Regions from separate parts of the Homo sapiens genome. Here region 2 is linked to region 1. Evidence: chromatin loops called from intact Hi-C (ENCODE). Cell type or tissue: gastrocnemius medialis. All regions are shown on one strand. Each heading gives the region's core, and the rest is flanking DNA. Links, peaks and the distances in the headings are about the cores only. Region 1 overlaps C2orf76 (chromosome 2 open reading frame 76). Region 2 has its middle 69 kb from the start of MARCO.

The links. A loop is a pair of places that touch in the nucleus more often than their neighbours do. Peaks named below come from ENCODE experiments on the same cell type or tissue, not always from the same donor. Only the 100,000 strongest peaks of a DNase experiment are listed, where the experiment ranks them.
Region 2: a loop joins it to region 1, with 7 times the contacts of the local background. A loop is called at or near these places in 9 of 110 quality-filtered maps.

The regions. Positions count from the first base shown.
Region 1 is chr2:119,306,173-119,315,390 of GRCh38, reverse strand. C2orf76 (chromosome 2 open reading frame 76) reads left to right here. Exons shown (of 6, transcript NM_001322331.2): 5 at 3,688-3,769. Among named protein-coding and RNA genes, the nearest start is that of C2orf76, 56 kb to the left of the region's middle. RefSeq lists enhancers at 2,020-2,119, 7,557-8,058 and a silencer at 3,374-3,433. In gastrocnemius medialis, for the core only: a CTCF peak has its summit at 4,324 (motif pointing right); no DNase peak of the experiment used is centred there; H3K27ac peaks cover 996 bases.
Region 2 is chr2:119,006,097-119,015,314 of GRCh38, reverse strand. No RefSeq gene overlaps it. Among named protein-coding and RNA genes, the nearest start is that of MARCO, 69 kb to the right of the region's middle. In gastrocnemius medialis, for the core only: a CTCF peak has its summit at 3,717; no DNase peak of the experiment used is centred there.

The DNA of each region.
Region 1 (9,218 bases), core at 2,860-5,359:
AGAGACTTCTAAATAATTCCTTTGTCTTAATGAACTCATTCATAAAAGGCATTTTCCCCATTTCCCTAATTTTCTGGGCTTAGAGACTTTCCTAATTGCAGTTACTACATATCCTCAGAAATTTCTTCCCATTCCCACAATAAAAAGACTGACTGGATACCTTCCCACCCGAGCCTCCTCTGTGTGTGTGTGTGTGTATGTGTGTGTGTATTATGGATGGTAATCAGTGGTGTGTTTATAAAGTCGGAATAATTTCTATTAAGATTGAAATAAAAACTTTAATTTCCATTTTATGTGTGGAAGTCATATCCTGGAACAAACTTTATAAGAAATGTGCAAGGTCTTTAAAAAGAAAACTTAAAATGCTGCTGTCCTTCCTCACCCCTCACCACACACACACTTGAAAATACGCATCTAAACTCTGCGATTAATTTTTCAGACCCATTAAAGTGAACTCCTCTCAAGATCTGTGCGTTTCATTGTGTGAAACTGTACTTCAACTTAACAACAAAACAAAACCTGCTATGAGAGTTCCAAAATAAGACTTAAATAGAAATGCTTAGGATATTTTGGATAGGAAGATACAACAGCGTAAAATCAGTTCTCTCTTAATTTACATATTTAATGCTGCCCCAATAAAATACAATACTTGTGTTTATATGTAAACTAAATAAGCTGATTTTAAAATCAGTATGTAAAAAATAAGAATAATCAGGAGAATTTTGAAAAAGAGAAATGAGAGTAATTAGCTCTAACATATAAGACATGTTATAAAACGATAGTAATTAGAACAGTATGGCACTGTCACATGAACTGGTAGTTTAAGGGCACAGAATTAAAAGTTCCAAAATAGACCCCAATATTTCCAAATATGGAAATTGAATGTATAGTAAATATGGCATTTCAAGTTTGTAAAGAAAAGATGGAGGACTCAATAAATAGTATTTGAATAACTGCATAAACATCTAAAAAACAGCTAAGTTGAATCCATGTATTTTTCTTTATGCCAAAATAAATACCCCTTGGATTAAAAAATTAAACCCATAGATGAGGATAGAGATGAAACAGATGGAACATGACTTGATAATTTGTTCAAGTTGGGTCCTGGGTACAGGGCAGGGGGTTTATTACACTATTCTGTATCTATTGTATATTTGAAATTCTCCACGATGAAAAATTCAAAAAATGAAATTCTTAAAAATATTTGAAGAGAACAGGGAATTTAAAAAATCTTGGCGTGAAGAAGGGCTTTCTAAATATGACAGAAAACTGAGAAACGATATGAGATTGATACATTTTACTTCATTCACTAACTTATTTATTCCACGAAAATTCATTTAACACCTTCTATGTAAAAAAAAAAAAAAAAAAAAAAACCACTGAGAAAAGCAAGGAACAAATGAAAAGTGGGGGAAATTTTTCTAACTTACAGAAAAGGCCGAATTTCCTTAGCATGTGAAGATGCTCTAGACTCTACAATTCTATTGGAAAAATTAGCCTACAATTCCATTAAAAAATAGAAAATATTCAGAACTTTAAGCATAATAAAATACAAATTAAGACTATACTTAATCCACACCTGTCAGATTGGCAAGGATCAGAAGGCTTTGCTAATATACTGTGTTGGGAGGGTGTGGGAAACAGGTCCTCTCAGTGGTCCCAGTCCTCTCTGGAGAACTAGATAGCTGGTGGATGGGGATTGGAAGGAGACTGACTTTTCACTTTCTATTCATATATGCTTGGAGAACTTTGTATAATGAGTAGATATTACTTATTCTTTGTTTTTTGTTTTTTTGAGACACAATCTCACTCTGTTGCTCAGGCTGGAGTGCAGTGGCATGAACACAGCTCACTGCAACCTCTACCTCCCAGGATCAAGATATCCTCCTGCTTCAGCCTCCTGAGTATCTAGTAGTATAGATGTGTGCCACCACACCCAGCTAATTAAATAAAACTTTTTTTTTTTGTAGAGATCGGGTCTTGCTATCTTGCTCAGGCTGGTCTCAAACTCCTGGGCTCAAACAGTCCTCTTGCCTTGGCCTCCCAAAGTGCTGGGATTACAGACTGTATTACCTATTCTAAAATGATTTTTTGAGTAAAGTATTTTTTCTTTTAATCTGTATGCTCTGGAGTTTTAAGCCCCTGTGCTCTGCAGTGAATGAGGTCCATAAACCCTGCGTGGCTTGGGCTTCTGATTTGGCTGCTGAGAGGCCTTTCTGTTGACTCTCTGTCTCAGCTGTATTCTACAAATAGAATATGTTGCTAAACAGGTGTGTTCTGGTTGACAAGTAGTGCTGTGTGCCACTAGTGGTTATCTCTTTGTGCTATTTAGGGGCAGATAGCAACTTTTTTTTTTTTTTTTTTGAATGGAGTCTTGCTCTGTCGCCCAGGCTGGAGCGCAGTAGTGCAATATCAGCTCACTGTAAGCTCTGCCTCCCAGGTTCATGCCATTCTCCTGCCTCAGCCTCCTGAGTAGCTGGGACTACAGGCACCTGCCACCGCTCCCGGCTAATTTTTTTGTATTTTTAATAGAGACGGGGTTTTACCATGTTAGCCAGGATGGTCTCGATCTCCTGACCTTGTGATCTGCCTGCCTCGGCCTGCCAAAGTGCTGGGATTACAGGCATGAGCCACCGCACCCAGTCAATAGCAAGTTTAAATTTTCACTTGTATTTATGAGTCTCACTGGATTTGTAAATATCACTGGAGAGCACTCTCATTTACCCCCACCCCAAATCACATAGAGAAATATTCCAATTAATGTGACATGGAACCAGATGTTTTTTAGCTTGGGCAAGGTTTTTAGATATGTGGACTTCTGGCCGTTTGAAGTATACTTGTGGCCAGGTGTGGTGGCTCATGCCTGTAATACCAGTATTTTGGGAGGCCAAGGTCAGAGGATCACTTGACCTCAGGAGTTTGAGACGAGCCTGGGCAAGATAGTGAGACCCCGTCTCTACTAAAAATAAAAAAAATTAGCCAGGCTTGGCGGCACATGTATGCAGTCCCAGCTACTCAGGAGGCTGGAGATGGGAGGATTGCTTGAGCCTTGGAGACTGAGGTTGTAGTGAGCCATAATCACGCCACTGCACTCCAGCCTAGGTGACAGAGTGAGACCCTGTCTCGAAAAACAAAACGAAAAAAGGAAGTATACTTGCTTCTCTCAGAAGTCGGACTGGCCAGAGCTGGAAGCTCAGCTCTGTCGCTGACCAGGTGAGGATGGCAGAAGATGATGATGATGATGCAGCAAAAGAACAGTGACAGCTAAGAGAGAGTGCTCACCCTGCGGCCGGCACTGCTGAGGGTTTATATGCCCCATCCTGTCACCCTTACCACAGGTGATGAGGAAGGGGCCTCTCCTCCCCTTTTCTACCAATGAGGAAATCGAGTCCTAGAGAGGTTGTGTAGCTTGTTGAGAACACACAGCTGGGTGCTGGTGGAGTCTGGATTTGCATCCTGATCTGACTTCACGCCCATGCCACAGAACTGTCCCCACTGCTTTATGTGGTGCGTGAGCTCGGCAGGACCTCACTGTGCCTCTGTTCACTGCCCTCATTACGGCCAGGGCAGTGGAATCTACTTAGATTATTGCTGTGCTCAGAGTTACAACTCTGTGTCTTTGAGAAGTCTCACCAAACAAACCCATGTAAGTACTGATAAAATGCAGATTTTCTTTTTTTTTTTTAGACAAATGAACTTGTGTTGAGTTTGGAAGATGACGAAAGACTCCTGCTGAAAGAAGACAGCACTCTGAAAGCAGCTGGAATCGGTGAGGAAGGGGGCCTTGTGTTGCTGGAGGGGGACCTCTGCCGGCCTATCCTGAGGCCTGGCTGATGGTATTTGGATAACTCACTGGAAAGTAAATGCTGTCCTTGGTCCCCCTGACACTGCCCGGTAACTGTTCAGAGGAGGAGGATGAGAATGATGTGCATTCCGATCTCTTGGCTGAGGACAGTAGGTGTCTGCTCTCCAAATATGCAGAATGCAAATGGCTGTTTTCAGAAGGTATGCTCAGAATTCTCCTGAGGGTCATTTTAAGTGACGGGTTGTAAGTACCACGTCTACTTACTCTTATCATTGTCACTTGAGCCGATGGTTGGAGAGAAATGGACATAGTAAGAACTAATGAGGAATAATGAAACGCATTGTTGGTATCACATGCAGTGTGGTTTTTGATAGTCTTCCGAATCACTCAGGGCCCACCAAGGCATGGAATTTAAAATAGGAACCTGGTGTGTGCAGCTGAAAAGTACCTGATTGGGCCTTCCAGCCTAGAATGTGCATGTGGTTTTATTCTAAATAAATGTTATGTGACATGTTTTGTGACCATTAGATGTCACTGTTATTCTACGTATATGTACACCTAAAGCTGATCTGGCAGGAGAGGGAGTGGAGATTGTCAGGGAGGTCTGAGTGGTTAAAGGCAGTGTGCCCCTCACACACCTCTGCGGTTGGTGACGGATGCAGTGTCACAAGCCATGCTTCTTCTTAATTATTTATTAATTTATTTATTTTTTGAGACAGAGTCTCACTCTGTCGCCCAGGCTGTAGTGCAGTGGTGCAGTCTCGGCTCACTGCAACCTCCATCTCCCGGGTTCAAGCGATTCTCCTGCCTCAGCTTCCTGAGTAGGTGGGACCACAGGTGTGCACCAGCACGCTTGGCTAATTTTTGTATTTTTTTAGTAGAGACAGGGTTTCACTATATTGGCCAGACTGGTCTCGAATTTCTAACCTCAGGCGATCTGCCTGCCTCGGCCTCACATTGTTCATAATTATTTATATGCACTTGTTAAGGAACACGGTTAGTGAGGTGCACATTGGGAGCCTGAATTTTTTTTTTGACAAGTATTATTTTGAGTTACTTTAATCACTTGTATCAGGAATTTACTTCTGATTGATTCACGTGATGAGCATGAATTCCTGACATAGATCTTCTGAGTTAAATAGGATCTTAAATACCATGTTGTGAAATCTTAGACTTGATTTCTGTGTTGATGTCTACAATATTTGCTAGAATATTCTTGTCTTTCCATGTTATGAATATGTAAGGTTGTTATTTTGAAGAATGATTTTAAATTTGGCATTTGTTTCTTTAAATGCTATTATATTATTGTAGCAGGTGGCACCTTTGTGATTGGGGCATGTAGCACCCATAAGGTAGCCCTGCTTGTTGTTAAAGCATAAAGCATAATGAATATTACAGACTGATATTAATGGGGGTGTTGACAGACAGCTCCATGGAAAACACTGGAGAATCCAAAAATGAAAAAAAGGGTAATATTTCACAGGATGATAAAGTTGACATTTCAAATAAGTGAGGAAAGAATGATTTAGCCAGAAAATTATGTCAAGCCCATTGCCAAAGCATTCAGGAAAATAAAATTCAAACTCGTATCTCATCTCTGTTTTTATTACAAAATAAATTGTAGATGGGTTAAATGTTATAATGTAAAAAAATTTTTTAAAAAGAAAGTGTAGTTCAATAATTTCATAATCTTGGGAAGGAGAAGAGTTTTCCAAGCATGAGCTCAAAGACAGAAGCCATAAAGGGGGAGAAGTGATAAATTTGACTACCTATAAACTAAAAACTGTAAACACAGTTAAAGGAGAAACAATAAACTTTGAAAAATATCTGCAGCATATACAACAGATAAAAAGTTATTAGCCTGGGGTCGGGCATGGTGGCTCATGCCTATAATCCCAGCACTTTGGGAGGCTAAGGCGGGGAGGATCACTTGAGGTCAGGAATTCGAGACCAGCTTGGCCAATATGGTGAAATCCCATCTTCACTAAAAATACAAAAATTAGCCAGGTGTGGTGGCACACGCCTGTAATCCCAGCTACTTGGGAGGCTAAGGCACGAGAACGGCTTGAACCTGGAAGGTAGAGGGTGCAGTGAGCTGAGATCATACCACTGCACTCCAGCACAGCACTCCAGCCTGGGCAACAGAGTGAGACTCTATCTCAAAAAAAAAAAAAAAAAAAAAAAAAAGAAAAAGAGAAAAAAAGAAAAGTTACTAGCCTGACTTTATAAAGAGCCCTTGTAATTACTATGAAAAAGAAAAATTCTATTGATAGAAGAAATAACTCACACATAAAAAATAGCTCCACCTTATTAGGAGAGAATGAGTACTTATTAGAAATGAGTACATAGATACTGTTTTATGTAGTAGAGTCTAGTGTTAAGACTCTAGTCTGGGGCCAGGTGCAGTGGCTCATGCTTGTAATCCTAGCAGTTTGGGATGCCAGGCTAGTGGATCGCCTGAGGCCAGGAGCTCTAGATTAGCCTGCACAACAATTAGCATGCTCATCTCTATGAAAATAACAGAGTCCAGAGCCAGAGTGCTTGGGTCCAAAACCTGATTCTGTCTTTTACTGTCTGGGTGACCTTGGACAGCAGCAATTGTTATAAGATTAGCAGACATGAAAAAGTGGCATTGTCCAAGGGAGTTCAAGGTGTAGGAAAATGGATACTCTTATACCACCGTCGGGAATGAATATGACCTTGAATTTTCTGTGGGTCGGTTTGACCAATAAGACTTTCTCAAGTTTGAATTTCAATGGTACTTGTTTCTAAGCCAACAGGGACAAGCTGTGAGGTTGTGCTAAGTCTTCAGAAGGGTGGTGGGGTTAGCCCTGACCTTCCCTGTATGTGAAGCACTGATGTAGAGCTTGATTTATTGAATAGAAATAGAACATACTGTGTGATACCATTATTGTTTGGGTTTTTTTGTTTTTGTTTTTGTTTTGAGACCAGAGTCTTGCTCTGTCGCCCAGGCTGGAGTGCAGTGGCACAATCTCAGCTCACTGCAGCCTCCACCTCCTGGGTTTAAGCAAGTCTCCTGCCTCAGCCTCCTGAGTAGCTGGGATTATGGGTGTGCACCACCATGCCCAGCTAATTTTTGTATTTTTTAGTAGAGACCGGGTTTTGCCATATTGGCCAGGCTGGTCTCGAACTCCTGACCTCGGTTTTCCACCTGCCTTGGCCTCCCAAAGTGCTGGGATTACAGGCATGAGCCACTGTGCCCGACCCCATTATTGTTTTAAAATGTTTAAAGTATACATGTAAGATTATTGTTTATGCGTATATGGAGAAAAGATCATACGCCAAAATTATAGAAATGGTTTCTTGAGGTGCTGGCATTGCCAGTAATTGATATTCTTCTTTCTTTTCTGTATTATCTAATTGCTTTTATGGTGATTTAAAAATTTTTCTACAGTTTACATGTATTCCTTGTAATTAAAGGACGAATTTTTTTTAAAAGTATAAACCCATGAAGTTGGGGAAAATCGGTTAGAATGAAGGCTGTGTGCTTTGCTTGCTTTCTGTAAGCCTCTTATCCTCTCTGAAACTCTATTTTGTTTTCTGTAAAAACAGAATAATGAAACCTATTCTAGAAGGTTGTCATAAAGGTTGTGTAAAACAATGAAGGCATCCGGAGTGATGTGTGTAAAAGGCCCTCAGGAACAACTGCTTTGTTTGGAAACTGTCCTGGAGAAGGCAGTTGGCAAGTTTTGACTTTACTAAAATATTGAGTTGTTGGTCTTGTTGTGATTAATTTCAAACTGACTTATGTAATGAACCATCTGTAAAGGTGAGAAGCAAATCCCTCTTTTTGTCCTCTTACTTTAAGGCTATTGGTCCTGGATCAGAGTCAGATTATTTTCCCAGATTCTCCACTCATTTCAGGGTGTTGTGAGGACTCCAAACTGCCCTCCGAACTCCTAACTCCGAACTCCGGCAAGCCAGCAACCCTGGGCTCGGGGTGATTTGGGTCCCTGCAGGGAGCGATTTTCTCTTTGTTATCTAGAGTGGTGTTGCTATGCTCTTGGGGACAAGCTGAGGTTATACCTGGGGAAGGAGATGAGGGTACCTGGAGAGCAACAAAAAATTCTAGTGAGAATTGAGTTGTGAAAATGATACTTGAAATGTGATTTTTTTTTTTTTTTTTAAGACAGAGTCTCTCTCTGTCGCCCAGGCTAGAGTGCAGTGGCACGATCTCGGCTCACTGCAACCTCCGCCTCCCAGGTTCAAGTGATTCTCCTGCCTCAGCCTCTGAGTAGCTGGGATTACAGGCATGTGCCACCACGCCCAGCTAATTTTTGTATTTTTAGTAGAGACGGGGTTTCACCACGTTGGCCAGGCTGGTCTTGAACTCCTGACTTCAAGTGATCTGCCCACCTCAGCCTCCCAAAGTGCTGGGATTATAGGCGTGAGTCATTGTGCCTGGCCTGAAATATGTGATTTTTCTAGGGAATTTTCCCTCCCTCAGTGCCGTGTCTGGTTAGATTTTTAAGAGGTTTAAGAGAAAAATTCGAAGTCATCTCTGTCTCCCTTTTCACTGCTTGATCTTGCTGTAGAGCTGTCACTGCTATCACAGCCAGTTGCCATGGGAATAATGCCAGGGTAACAAATTTATCGTTAGGACTTTTCTGCAGTAGTCATGAAAGGAAAAGAAAGGCTGCAAGTGGGGAAATTAGGGGAAAAAAAGGTGTTTGAAGATTTCTTTTCTCAGGGAGAAATTCTCTAGTTCATCCTTTGGCTTTTTATCTGCACTGCAGATCCCCGTGGAACATTCTACACCTGACGTCAGTGGAGTTTTTGCTTGTGGACCCAGTACGAAAATACGTACTTCAAAAAGATTTGATCAGTAGAAGCAAGAAGAGACTTTTACCTAGAAATGTTACTTATAATTTTTTGTCAGCAATTGTAGTTTTATGGGCTAATTCCCCTAAGTAATAAATTTACATGTAAGCTTTTTTTTTTAAGTGTTATTTTCTCTCTTTCATTTTGCTACATTCTACTACTGTTGTCTTTCGAATCTGGTCTGGTTTAAGAGAGAAATTGTGGCTGGGTAACTCTTCCAAAGCCAGTTGTGTTTCATTGGAAACATTTTAAAACAAGATACAGCGGCCAAACTCTAAGTGTTTATCTGAGGGAAGCATTCTCGGCAAGCCAGGTCCTGTAATAATTCCAGAACTCCCTCGTGGTTCGTTTTCATTTTGCGTGTCACTTCTGTCATCTGCCCCCAACTGGAACCCTGTCGTTCACGCCTCGCCCCTTTGGGTGATCTTGTCTGTACAGCTAATATTGTGGGATTCTGTGGCTCCCCCTTCTCTTTCGGGATGATGTTTGATTTGTGTTTCCTTAAGGTGTGAGTCCCATTCCCTTTCTTTTTCTGGGTAGCAATATTTTAGGTCATGCGTGTTTTCTTCCT
Region 2 (9,218 bases), core at 2,536-5,035, 300 kb after region 1:
TAAATATGTTGCTATTTTATCAAATATTTTAAATAAAATTACATACTAAGACAACAATTGAGTAACTGGCCCACACAGGACAAATGTCATTGAATTGCTCAGCGAACAGGGGCCAGGACAGGGAGTCTCTCTGATCAATCCCTCTGACCACATTGTTTCTCTATTTTGTGAAGTCGTTTTGTCACTGCGTCTTGTTCACTGACACCCTCAGGAAGATCTCCTACAAAGTGTCTGAGATGTTCCCTACCACCAGCCCCCTTCATCTGGCCCAAGACACTCCCATAGCAGAAGTTTGTTCTGAGTAATTTCCATTTCATTGTGATCTCAAAACATTAAAGATTTGTGCTGCCCAAAGACAGAATCATTCACTGATTTGAGCAACTCTGTGTGTGTGTGTGTGTGTGTGTGTGTGTGTGTGTGTTCCAAGAGTGGCACAGCTTCTTGAGTGAATGAAGCCCTGAATTGGGAGCCAGGAGACCTGAGTTCTAATCCAGATCAGCAGTCAACCAGCTATGTCCTGGGGCCAATCTTATTGCCACCATAGGCCTCCATTGTCTCTAAATGAAGGACTTCAACTAAAGTCATGACCTTATTTATGTATTTATGTATTTATTTGGAGACTAAGTCTCATCTGCTGCCCAGGCTGGAGTGCAGTGGTGTGATCTCAGCTTACTGCAACCTCCTCCTCCTGGGTTCAAGCAATTCTGCTGCCTCAGCCTCCCAAGTAGCTGGGATTACAGGCGTGTGCCACCATGTCCGGCTAATTTTTGTATTTTTAGTAGAGATGGGGTTTCACCATGTTGGCCAGACTGGCCTGGAACCCCTGACCTCAGGTGATCCACCCGCCTTGGCCTCCCAAAGTGCTGGGATTATAGGCGTGAGCCACCGTGCCTGGCTGTCATGCCGTTTAATAATCCTCCCACACTGGCATTCTGATTTTTCTACATTTTGTTCTAGGCCTTCGCTCAAGCCTTGGTTATGTATTCTTCCATTTCTCTACTTTACTATAGCGGCTCCCGTAGAGCGGAGCCTACAGAGGGCTGGAGTGCACGGCACTGTAGGATGGAGAGTTTGGGCCTTGGGAGTCAGATACCCCTGGATTTGAACCTCTTTTCCTCTCCTCACCAGCAGTGTGGGCTAGAACAAGCCAGTTATCCTTTCTGAGAGTGGTTTCTCCCACTATAAATTGCCTTCTAAGTGGTGGCACAGATTAGAGATGCTTCATCTCAGGAACCTGGTAGATAGTAGATGCTCAATTAAAAAATTCATATGATCGCACCAGAAAGTATGATAGGGGAGCACAGCGTGCCCTGCTTCCTCTTCTTCTTCAAGTCTTCTCAAATGCCCTTCCTCTAGGCATTTATGTCACCATCCTGTGACTGTGTGTGTCATGCCCTGCTGAAATTGCCTGATGTCCACTAGACTGTGAAGTCCTGAGGGGCCTCGATCTGGACTTTCATCCCTGGATCCCCAGTACCTGGCACAGTGCCTGGCCCAAAGAAGCTGCTCAATACACTTTTGTTAAGTAAGTGCATCACTGTGGTTTCCTGCTACAGGAAGGCCTGAGAGGCCCGCAGTCTTTACAGGGTAATTTTCCCTCTGGTCTGCCATATGCCTCAGCTCTGTAAGCTAACCCTCTATGGATGGGAGTGAAGAGGGCTCTCTGGGCATACTGATATAAGCAGTGACACCTTGGTCTCCGTGCCTCATGGGGATGTGGCCTTGGACTGTCAGCTTCTCCAAGAGTCAAGTCCACTCATCCAGGAGATAAAGTGCCACCGGGTGCAGAGCTAGGAGCATCTGTAAATGCAGCCCACCTGGGGAGGAGGCTGATTTTTAATTTCAGCCTCTTTTATCAATGACAGCAGGAGCCACAATCAGCATCACAGAGTAGCCTTTATTGTCTCTGAGAACTTTCCACACTTGGGGTGCCATGAGAGGGCCACCTCAGCAGGCCCAGGTAGCCCCAAAGGGTCCCTGCTGCCCATGCCAGTTGGACAGCTCTTCTCAGGTTCCACAGGGAAACCCAAGCCTATCTCTCTCTGACCTGCCTGTCTCCTGCATTCTCTGTTTTGGTGACACTCCTGAGCACCCCAGCTGGGAACCTGGAATCAGCTAGGACCCTGCCCTCCGTTCTGTGCATTGCAGGCCCTCCCATCCCATGCCCCTTGGCCTGTCCCTGCCCCATGCTGTCGTGGCTCCGCTGCTGGGCTGGCCTCCTCACTGGTCATGTTCCCTGAATGTCCAGCCCCACCCTGGCTCATGCAGCTCCCTCCTCCTGCAGTGTCTGCTTCTCCCCTTGTTGTCTTGTACTCATTTTCCAATTCAGGTGGGGCTCCCAGGGGAAGGCTCTCTGCCCTTCACCAGCCCAGGCGGGTTCCCATCCTCTTCTGTGTCCCTGCATCTCATATTAGATCATCTAGTTGTCTGTTGATGGTTCTGTCCCCCCACCGGGCTGAGCACCTTGAGGGTCCAGCTGGCCCAGGTCACATGCCCAGCACCTGCTGCAGGCCTGGCACTTAGAATGAGCCGCCCAGGTAAGTTTGTTGAAACAGAATTAAACCAGAAACACTCCCCAGGAAAAGAGCTGGAGGAGAGAGGCAGCTTCCAGCAGAGGGAAGGGGGGCTATCAAATGCCAGAGGGCATGAGACAGTAGGTGGCACTCACCGAGTCCATGGGTGAGTGCCCACTGGTGTGGGCCTGTGCTGCCCTGCCACCCAGGTGGGCCTGTGGCCGGGGCCACTCTTCAGGGGCTCTGGGCCTCTGGTATCCAGCAACCTCACTTCGCAGATGGCACAGCCCCAACATGAGTTGCGTGAAGGCCTCCTCCTGGCTCTCTTCTCTTCTCACTAACCAGCCCTGATCCAGGAGTCTTCCATGCACAAACTGTAGAAGATGGTGCTGGTGTTTAAATGACCCCGTCCCACTCTTCCTAGTCCAAATGAGGAAACAGGACCTGGAGGAGAAAGACTTGGCTTGACGTCATAACCCACTATTTGGCAGACTAGGGACTAGAACTCAGGCCCCTTGACTACTTTGATGCTTTCCCACTACAGAACTCCTAGTCTCCCCAGGCTCTTCAGAAGTCCCTCCAGCAAACCTGCTGGAGTAGCCACCTCCTCCTGCCCAAACTCTTTACCCTGTGGGGGTTGGCATGGGAAGATGGTGGCAGGTATAGGGGAAGACATGGCCTTCTGGGTCAACCTTGGGTTTGGACCACCAGTTCTGTTGCTTACCTTCTCGCTGTGTGGCCCTGGGCAAATAACCTAACCTCTCTGAGCTTGTTTTCTTCTTACTAAAATGGGCAGTATAGCGTATCGTGGGATTGTTCTGGGGAATTAATGTCTATAAAGAACCCCACAGTGTACCAGTTCACAGTCGGTGCTTAATACGTGGGAGTTTCCCTGCGACCTAAGTGTACTGGCCCCCTGCACGTAGCTTTTTGAACACCATCTGTCCAGGGTCAACAGTGAATTTGTTATTACTAGGGGGTCGGAAGGAGAGGGCGAGGAGGGAGTTTGGCGGAGCCTGGGGCCGGTACAGCTGAAGAGAGGCGTCTGTCTTCCGAGGTGGGTGGGTGGGTCCAGGAGGCGCCGGCCGCAGGAGCCTTAGCGGGGAGCCGCAGCCTCTCCCGGTCCCAGAGCCGCCCGCGAGCGCGGACACCGGCCGGCTCCTGGAGGGCTGAGCACGGCCTGCAGCGACCCCGCGTGCCGGGAGAGAGAAAGCAACCTCCTGCGGCGCGGCCGCCACTGGACTAAGCCCCCCTTCTACTCAGAAGGGACAGAGGGGTGGAGCAGCCCCAGGTCATGTTTGTGGAGCCCAGCGACGTGAAACTCCCCCTTCCCCAGGCTGTTCCTCAGTTTCCAGCCCTGCCACTACTTGCAACAGCCAGTCATCCGCCCAGGGTTTGCCAGGTTCCTCGGGGGCCAAGCATCCGTGTGTACCAAGCACCTTCTGTGTGCCATGGAGCACCTGCTACGTTCTTCCCAAGCCCCGCCAAAAGGTGTGGAGATGTGGAGAAAAGCTCTCATCAGCTGATCCAAGCACTGCAATCAGAAAATCCAGGAAAATACTGTTTTAACATGCATTTGAACAGACCTGCAAATTTCGTGTGTTATCTTTAATGCTATTTTGAGGAGACAAAGCAATTTTGTCCGTGTTCATTAAGGTTGTACTATATGGAGTTCGGGAGCGGGGTGCAGGAAGGAATCCCACTCTGGCCCTGGGCCTGGTAGGAGTTCACATCAGAGGCCCTGCTGGCCCTCACCGTCCTGGGCCACCCTAACTCATCACTGTTTTGAAATCACATTTCCTCGTGGTTTTCTGTGGATCCTAGCCTTGGTGCAGGAACTGGGTCTCTGATCTTCCTATCAGCAGTGTTCAGCACAGTGCCTCATGGAGAGTAGGCATGTGTCAATATCTGCTAAGTTGCGGTGGGGAAGATGCAAGCGTGAGATAGTGAGGTTGGGGACACGGTTGTGACCGGTACAAAGGAAAACAGAGGTGCGGCACAGGATGAAGCAGTGAAGAACCCTTGGGTTAGGACATTAAACTATCAGTAGCCATCAATGTATTAGAGCTCCCAAATTTGCCATTCTCAGGAAATGGGACTTAACCAGGAGGCTAGCCACGGCAAGACTTGGTGCCCAGCTGGGTAGGAAGGAGAGGAAGCACGTGAAGGTGCTGCGCAGGTGTCTTCAGCAGGATGAGTGGAGGACCACTCAGCTCTACACACACCTGTGTTCAAATCCTGCCTCGGCCTCCTACCAGCTGTGTAACTGTGAACACACAGCTCCTCATCCGTAGATGGTCCTTGTAGTATCTACCTTGCAGGTTGCTCTACAGATTACATGAGAAAGCGTGTGCCTGGCACAGGGTGAGCCCTCAAACGATAGCCTCCTGACGATCCCCAACACTTCCAGGAAAGGCGGCAGCACACCCTCCCCACTCTAGAGTTGGATCCTTTTCCCTTGACAACCCGCCAGCACCTGTTCCTCCCCATCCACTCAGCTGCTGACCTTGGCTCATGCCCTCTAAGAAAATAGAAGCAATTTTCAGATGAGAATTCCTTCATCCCTCATCTTCCCACCACCAGATCCACTGGTGACTGCATCTTTATTCATAGCTTTGCCTTCCTTACTGCTGTACTAGAAAAACTATTCCTGTTCCCACCGATTGCTCAGGATCCTTTGCCCCCTCGTCCTCATAACAACTCTGCTCCTGAAATTATGCCCTCTCTCTTGAATTATTGATTTCTCCCTCTCTACTGGGTCATTCCCATCAGCATACAAACAGGATGTATTATATTTTGCTCTAAAACATCAAGTTCTCTCCTGCACCCCATCTCTCTCTCCCCCAATCTTCAGTCCCATTTCTCTTCTCAGCCCGCCCAGCATCCATGTTCTCTGGACACTGTACCTCCTGTCCTAGAATGGGCCCGCCCACCAGTGACACACAGCAGACCCACGACGACCAAGACCGAAAGCCTGAACTCAGGAGGAGGAGGTTTCTGGGTTCTTCGATGATGCATATTGCACTTTTATTGTTGGCTTCAACTGGCAATTTTTCTCTGTTTATAAACTTACACTCATGGTAGACAACCCTCAAGCCATGGAAAAGTATAAAAAATAAAATTAAAATCAATCATAATCCTTCTACCAAAGAGAAACATTTTGGTGTGTTTTCCTCCATTTCTTTGTAATTTTCCCCTCAGCGTGTACATTTTTTAAACAGTTCATTTATTAAATATATATACACACGCTGTGTGCCATGCACCGCACTCAACAATGGGGTTGTAGCAAGGTAGATATGGCCCCTGCCTCAGAGCAGAGAGAAACAGCAGTTCCAGACCTCGCTGAGTACCATCACGTAAGCAGAATCCAGGTGTTTGAGCCTCAGGACAAAAAGGGTGGAGGGAGAGATGAATGACCACAGGCACTCTGGGTACTTACACTAAGGTTGACCTCAGGCTGGAGAGTAAATTCTGGGTAGGTGGAAAGTGGTGATCTGAAAGCTGAGAGGTCATCAGGGCCAGATGACCGAGGACCTCTTCCACTGTGGCTGGGAGTGGGGACTTCCTTGTAATGGCAGCAGGTGGTCTTGGAAGTGTTTTAAACAAGGGAAGTGACTAGATCTGAGGTCCTTCTGGCTCTTTTGGTCTAATGGATAGAAGGGAGCATGATTGAAGGGAAAGAGACCAGTTCAGAGGCTATTGCAGTCTTCTAGGTCACGAATGGTGTGGCTTGGGCATGGAAGGGGTAGGTGTGGAGTGGCTGGGGGTGGGAGATAAGAGGACAGACCCAAGAAACATCGAGGGAGACTCACAGGTCTTTGGTGCTGGATTGAATCTGGAGTGGAGACGGTGAAGGAGAAGGAGGAAACTGTTCTTATTTCATTGTAGTCCTTCTGTACATATTGTTTTACAACTTTTTTCCTTAAATATATCACGAATACTTCCCCATATTCCTAAGCATCCTCTGTAATATGGTTTATAATAGTTAAGAGTCTGTAATTACATTTAACGTACTATCATTTAGTTAACCAAACCTCTACTGTCAGTCATTGGCTATTTCTAATTCTTCTCTAGAATAGAAGCAAATCTCAGCTCACGCATATAGTCAAATAAAGTGAAATTCCTTGGAAAACCTCTTAAGTCATCCATAAAGTACAGTGTTCTTTGTTTCATATACACACCATGTATACTAAAGTATATGTGTAAAGGTATAATGTGTAGCCTATAATAAAGAAGATACATATGAAATAGCACTTTAGACTACTGCTTAAATGGCTGCTTTCTTTACATGTTTCTGAACACAGGTAGTAGAATTTACATAAGTTAAAGGCACATTTGTGTGACTCCACAGTGCTCTTCACAATACTCCGAGGAGCTCACATGTACTTCTGTGGTTGGCAGATTGTCTCATTAGCCTGGTTCTGTACCCCTCCTGTCCACTCCCTTTTCCGTGTGGTTTTACCATCCTTCAACTCTAGATGGAGTGAACTTCCCTGCTCTGACTTTGGACTTGACCATGTGACTTGCTTTGACCAGGGAAATGTGCCACTTCTGAGCCCAGGCCTTAGGAGAAATCAATGTCTTCCTGCTTGCCTTTGTATCCACTACTTTCACCAGAAGAGCTCCAGAGAGAAGACAGATGGAGCAGACCTGAGCCTGAGCCACAGCAAGGAGCCAAATCCAGCTGGTCCTGTGGCTTGAGGCAGAGCTGCTTAGTGGAGTCTAGCTTAGATAGCCAATCCCCAGCTGATCCAAAGATGTGTGGGTGAGCATAAATAATTGTTGTAACCTACCATCTGAGTTTGATTCGTTACACAGCAATAGCTGACCAATACAGTGGGCATTTCAATTAGTTTTTTTTGTTTGTTTCAAAAAGCTTGGGTTCCATCTTGCCATATTGCCCCTTTCCCTCACTGAAAATCCATCTCTATTTCTATTTCCAGTGGATACTGGGGCCTGTTTTCTTCCTGTCTCATCAACATCAAGGATTTTTTTTAAATTGCCAATTTAACATGCAAATAAGTGTTCTCTTTTTTTTTGCATTTCTTTTATTATAAGTGAGGATAAACATTTAAAAATATGTTTACTAGCCTATAGTCTCTCTTTTTGTGAGTTTTTGGTTTATATTCCTAGGACTTGGCCTTATTCACTTCTGATTACCCTGCCACAAAGGGGAACTGAAGAGTGTTTAAACAAATTCCTTGAAGTCGGCTTTATCACCTGGCTAATCCCACAGACTTACAACAACCCCATCAGGTGAGTGCTATTTGTGTACAATTTTAATAATAAAGATTCCTATATACTGTCTGATTCATTTTGCAACAATGCATGTTTTCTGAATGCCTCTTGAATCTAGCGTGGTGCAAGCAAAAATGTATTTAAAACTGAAAGACCAGAAGATGAGTTTTAAAGACCAAAGGAAAATCATTTTATTTCTCTCAGCCTCAGTTTTTACATTTGTGAAATGGAGATAATAATGGAATTTTTCATTCAATGTTGCTGAGAGGAATATAAACGATCATGGGTATTCAGTGCAAAAATACAATGCATCTAGCATCTAGCATGCTACAAACCACATAGTAAGTAAGTCTTAGATTCTCACTGAACTTTCCTTCTTTACATGGGTGGGCTATATGGATAAAGAGAAACGAAATATTTATCTGAAGTGAGAGCAATCAAAAAGATTTTCTAAAGGAGGCACAATTTGTCCTGGGACTTAAAGAGTGTGGAGAATTCTGGAGTAGTGGAAGGAAGAAGGGAAGATATGCTGGGTGGAGACGTGGTAAGAATGAGGCTTGGTATCAGAAGCTATTCTAATCAAGCTACGGTTATTCAGTCCCCAGTATGTGCCAAGAGCACAGCAGTCACTCCAGATGGCAGTATTTTCATTATCATTATTCCCACCTTACAGATGACAAACAGAAATTCAGAGAGGCTTTGTGGCATCCTCAAAGCCACACAGCTGGTCATTAGTGCTGGGATCCGAATCTGATCTCAACTCCCACTCTCTTTTCAGCAAACCACCTAGCAGCCAGGGATTCTCTGAATCTCTCTAGTGCTTCTGAATCTCTGGCCTCTAGAGAGAACCTGCCATCGGGCCACAGAGAGCATGGGAGCCTCCAGCCTTTCGGCGGCACCTTCAGGACTCCCTTCCACTCCTTAGTCAAGGCTGTGCATTTGGGGCAGCACCCGGCCAGGGACAAAGCAGGGCAGGGCAGGGCACTAGGATCTGCAACTCCTGCCCACCGAGGACCCCTCTGAGAGGCCATCCTTGCTCTGGGTCTCCTTGTCAATGTGGCCAAGTCGGGGGCATGTCTGCATTACAGTCTGAGGTTCTCCTGCTCATCCTGCTCCCTCCATGTTTTCCCTTTCACAGATGCTACCCCCAATATTTCTCTTGCACTCCTCACTTCATCACTGTCGGCTTCTGGAGGAGCCACAGACTCACTATCCTAGACCTCCCAAGCCTGGTGCTGATGGGAGGGCCTGAGAAGACCCATCCGCCATGTGCAGAGGGCTCAGTGGGGCCAATGTTGGGGTGGGGTGAGCTGGGAAGGGCCTTAAAGGATGACTACAACAAAGGCTGAGTGCCCACTGTGTGCCAGACACCATTTTAAATGCTGTCTTTTTGCTTATTATTTCAATGAATCCTCACAAGAACTCTACGAGGAAGAAACTGTTACTATTTATTTTACAGGGACGGAA